Linked DNA regions of Homo sapiens: region 2 is linked to region 1. Evidence: chromatin loops called from intact Hi-C (ENCODE). Cell type or tissue: psoas muscle. All regions are shown on one strand.

Region 1 (2,500 bases):
GTTATTCTTTTGAAATCAGTGACCACGATTTTTTTTTATATGTGCAGCTGCTCCCACGCACAGGTCCACAGCCTTAAGTTGCACTTACATGCAGGGAGACCCAGCCTGCGGGAACAGTTCCCGATGTGCTCTCTGCACATCCACAAAGCGCCCCAGCTACGTCGCTGGGCAGCCAGTTGACCACGGCCAAACCCGTAGATGGTCCAGATCATCAAACTGAGGTTAAGAACGCATAATGAAAAACACAAGAAGGGAGAATGGATAGATAGACTCATGGTAGCAGGAAAAGGAAGAAAAGAAAAAAGGAAGGAAAAGAAAGTAAGACCCTTGGCAAGAGAAACAGAATTCTAGGTGATCCTGCTAGCTAGATCGGGGTCAGATTCAAGTCGTTCTTTTCAAATCTTTCAGATGACTGCAGTGGAAACTTTCTTGTGTTTGCGAACGCAGACAGACACTCGACACCCAGTTTCTCCATGGACGGCATGCATTTACATGCATAATACGGCGGATGTGCCCGCTCTGACTGCAGCTCATTTCCTAAGTCGCAAGAAACGCTGGTATTTTTCAAAAGTGATTTCAAAGAATTTGTGTATGTGCATGTGTGTGCGCACGCGAGCGTGTATGAAAGCAGCCATATTTATTATTCAGACTTAACTATTTGCGTGTATTTTCCCAAATGATACCAGGGGCAGCGTAACATCTACTGTTAAAAAGCCCCATGCTATTCATAAGAGATTATACTGGAGTAAACATTACAGTAGCAGTAATGATCTAATTAAAAGAATCAGACATACTTAAAAGAGTCCCTTCTTTCAGGAAGGAGGGGAGAAGAAAAATCAATGAGGCAATCCATAGTCCGGAATGGGGCGAAGCATTTTACTGTGATCAAACACAGTCTATCTAGTACATATCTGAAGTCCTCTGGTCTTTGTTACTTAATGTGATGCGGAAGATCAGAGATGCGTGCAGTCTGTGTTCCAGGGTTCCAGCTGAGTCGCTGTCATATGTTAAGCTTTTTTTTGTTTTAAGTTGGCTATAATTCTACCTTACTCCAAGTGAACAGTGTTTCCATTAAACTAAGCATTTCCCCAAATCTGGCAAGAACCTTGCATGGGGATTTTCCTGAAGCAACCTAAAGGTGACCCTAGAGCACACCTACGAATCTGGGTTTGCACGGCACTGAGCTCCGTGCCGGCTCCCGTATCTCTACCCTCAAGAAACACAGGTATTGTGTGTGCGTGTGAGATGCAGGGTGACAGAAAAAAAGGGAGTGCAAGCCCTATATCACCAATTGTCTACATGAGTGCCAACACATATGTCGGCTTATGTTTGGAAGACATTATTTTTTCCCAGCTGCTTTCTTTTGTACCTACCTCCCAGCACTTGAAGTGGGGCCTGCAAACCGGGTTTGAAATGTGGTCAGACGGAAATGCAGTAGCCAGGACAGAATGGGAAACTCAGGAAGGAGGCTGAGGTGGGAGTCTCCGGTGTGGCCGGGAAGCCATCCCCCCAGGAGGCCACGGGGGGGAGCTGTGGCTCTGCTCAGGGCGGCCACAGCCAGTAGCGGGGAGGAGAGGGCGGAAAATATACTGTAGCAAAGCGATGGTGGAAGAGGAAAGGTAGGTTTTATAAGTTCCTGAATTTTATGACTATGCTGCAACGGTGGAATGTCCACTCAATCTGTTGCGAAGTTAGCACAGAAAACATGCACTGGGCATATTAAGTACAGGATGAAATGGTGCAGTGAATATTTATTAGCAAAAATATAGGTTCTCAAAAACAGAAATAAAACAGGGTAATAGATGAAGGGAAGAATAGATTTAACACTGAAATAAATATCAAAGGTGCAAAGAAAAGGCAAAATATAGTGTTCAAACAAAGCTGTGAATTGGGTCCAGATTTAATGCTCCCCTAGGGAAGAAAAGGTTGGACAGACTGCTGGAATTGAGATACTACTTTTAGTACACAGTCCCTGTAATGCTGTCAGCTTTATTTCCTTTGACAAATGTGAAATAAAATTTGTCAAAGTTAGGGCTTGGAAAGTTGGCTATTGAAAATTCAATTGGTAATAACTAGTATAGCCTAGCACTCCGGAGATTTTTAAAGGAGAGGGATGTTTAAGATGCTGGGGTGCGGGGGGAACCGTATTACATATTGTATTTCACTTTTTAAAAATTTAGCAGTTGACTTAGGCAGCTGGATTTCTAAGTTTCCTGTTAGCTGGGTTCACCGTTAAAAGGCGGTAATTTAAAACCCATTTCCATGATAACTACAATGATATAGTAAGTTTGAAAATATTCTGGTGTCTACACAGAGGAGGGCTCCTATGATCTCACTCAGCTTGGGGTCCACACGCCACGAAGACTTTGCTTGATCCAGTTCTATAGAAGTGCAGGGCGTGATTGCGAAGTCAATGCTACCCTCATTCCACGCTACAGAATTCCTGACTCTGCTTCTCCTTCCACCATGCATTGGACGCGTTTGCAGTGCAAACGGTGAT
Region 2 (2,500 bases), 510 kb after region 1:
TCCCTGCAGCTGGTTCTTTGCTGACCTGGGGGCAGAGTAGACAGTGGTGGCAGCCAGGTGGATAGTATTTAAACAAGTGTCACTGAGATTTAGGGTCCTTATGTGCTGGACTCATCTAAGAAAAAAAAAAGCAATGCAAAAGTTTTATTTCTGTCAATTTTGTAACTGTGTTACAAGGAGACAGAGATGGCAAACGTGTGTGCCTGTGTCTGTGAGTCAGAAGCAAACTTGTTCATTTCATTTAATTTTAAGTCTGCCAGGAACTTCTTGGAAGGAAGAAAAGAATGGTTGAATGACAGCTACAAATAGGTGAGTTCAGAATATGATCCAAAGTGTCAGAGCAAAAGATTTTTTAAGTTTCCAACATTTGGAGTAAAAGAGCACTTTAGAGTAACAGGTAAATGGGTTAACTTCAGGCAGAGAGAGGTGGATGTTTCTGCCTCTCTGGTATGTTAAAATAAAACCCCTTAAATCCCCTGCTCTTAACAATAAGTTTCCATTTAAGAGTCATTGGGCTTCACCTCTGTTCGGCTCTGTTTGTGAAGGGAGGGCAGCTTTTCTGGGGAGATCATGCCCCTCTCTCCTTTATGTGGCCACAGAGATCCTTTCCCTGTTTTCATGAGGAGGAAACATGGAACCTTGGCACAATCCAGTTCTCATCTAGAATTACATTGTATGCTGTGCAGGCCAGGGGAGGAAAGATCCCGGAAGTGGCAGCCACCGGATAGGCACGTTGCCGCCACAGCCAGCATCGGCGTCTGTTCAGGTTTCAGGAAGGTCACTTCTTGGCTCAAATCCCTGGTATTTCCAGGTTGTCTTCAGACTGCGGCTTTCACCCTCAGGAAGCCCCAGCATGGCCTTGGGCCCAGCTTAGAGGCTTGTGGGGGTTTGGGTGTAGCCCCGTGCACAGTATCCTGTCTAGGATTCATAATCTTGCAACAGCCATCCCTGATGGGATTGGGTAAGATGACAGTGTCCTTTCTCGATGGCCCTGGTGCCCTGTGGAGTTGGGTCCTGGCCCTCACTACCCTGTTGCGTGGGTGGGCCACGCCCCTCCTGCTGATCAGCCTCTGTTGCAGAGAGTCTGGCCCTGTGGACCCCTGCCCCCGGCCCCAGGCCCTGTGTCTGCGCTGGGCTTGCATTGCCTGCCTCTCGGTCCCCTCGCCTCATTGCAGTTTGGTGCTTCTAATTAGTTGTGGTCTTGAAAAGCTGGTGAACAGGCTTGTCCACATTGTATGGGAAATAAGGTTCAATGAACCCCTGTGAGAAACGCCAAGTGTGGGATTTCTGACAGTATCCCACAGAAACATCTCAGAGCCCATTTCTGTTTCCTCCTGGAGTCTCTGTTTCTCCCAGAAGAGGCGGCGTGGCCAGGGGTCAGGCAGATGTCAAGGAAGTGAGGACTCGGAGGGACTGGCACCTGTGGAATAGCCCCTGCTTCGTCTGTCTGGCCTGGTGGGAGGAGGTGTCCTTCCGTCACTGCACTTCGTCCTTGGGACCCCTCTGTGAAGTTGTTGGCATCAATGTGCGTTTACCAATAAGAGAAATGGAGATGGGGTGAGGGATGGTGGGTTACAAGTCCTGGGGAAGACTTCAGGGAAGAAGTGGGTATTCCCTCTACTTAGCTGAACTTGCAGTAGAGACTGCCACTCTGGGAGTGACTTCTGTTCTCCTGTGAAATCCTCTGTGACTCTTGCCTGCAGTTGAGGGAGCCTCTGAGACCATCCTGATTGGGATTTGGTCAGTGGGAACTCAAGTCAGTATTGTCCTGGGGGCCTGAGTGCCAGTGTCTTAAAAATAGAGTGTCCTCCAGGTAATGTTGGATTTGGAAGTTCAGGCTCAGCACTGGATTTGTCCTCGTGATATCACTCGCCTACTGTACACATGAGTCATTGTAAAGTTACGACATGAGCTCGCATACGTGCTGGTATTAGAGCTCCTTGGACGGTGATGTGCTGTTTTAGAGGAGAAAAAGCTGAGATGAAACAAAAATGGTGGTGGCAGTTACCCAGGGCCACGTCTGTGGATGCCATCCTCAGGATGCCATTGCATCTCGGGCCAGCCTCCCTCTGCTTTTGCAAAAGCACAACCGTCTGGCCTCTACGACCACCAACACACACCTCTCATACTCTGGAATTTGATTTCTGGAATGCTTTTTTATTCTTCCTATATCTGTAAGATTTTCTGATATTTAAACTGGCTGCAACTAATGAATAGTTTTCAGTTTTGTTTTAAAAGTGTTCATGTCATTTAAGCTCTAAACTCTCACAATATACTTGGTTTGTTAAATGTAAAATTTTATCAGTAATTAGATCAGCTCCTTGATATTAATGTACAGGGTAGCTCTTGCGTGCTGATCAGTTCAGAATTTAAATTGAGTTAAAGGTTAAATGAGTTTAATTTTTGAATTGAACTGAAGCATTGTCTTGTGGCAAATTCATCCAGAATTTTTATTTCCAGTTGCTGTACAAGTGACGGAAGTGGGTCTTTTTGCGATAAA

Evidence for each region. A loop is a pair of places that touch in the nucleus more often than their neighbours do. Peaks named below come from ENCODE experiments on the same cell type or tissue, not always from the same donor. Only the 100,000 strongest peaks of a DNase experiment are listed, where the experiment ranks them.
Region 2: a loop joins it to region 1, with 2.7 times the contacts of the local background. A loop is called at or near these places in 2 of 110 quality-filtered maps.

What each region holds. Positions count from the first base shown.
Region 1 is chr10:129,030,207-129,032,706 of GRCh38, forward strand. No RefSeq gene overlaps it. Among named protein-coding and RNA genes, the nearest start is that of LINC02667, 120 kb to the left of the region's middle. In psoas muscle, a CTCF peak has its summit at 1,516 (motif pointing right); a DNase peak (open chromatin) is centred at 1,525; H3K4me3 peaks cover 516 bases; H3K27ac peaks cover 292 bases; H3K27me3 peaks cover 2,331 bases.
Region 2 is chr10:129,543,570-129,546,069 of GRCh38, forward strand. All of the region lies in intron 2 of MGMT (O-6-methylguanine-DNA methyltransferase), which reads left to right. Among named protein-coding and RNA genes, the nearest start is that of MGMT, 78 kb to the left of the region's middle. In psoas muscle, no CTCF peak of the experiment used is centred here; no DNase peak of the experiment used is centred here; H3K27ac peaks cover 1,453 bases.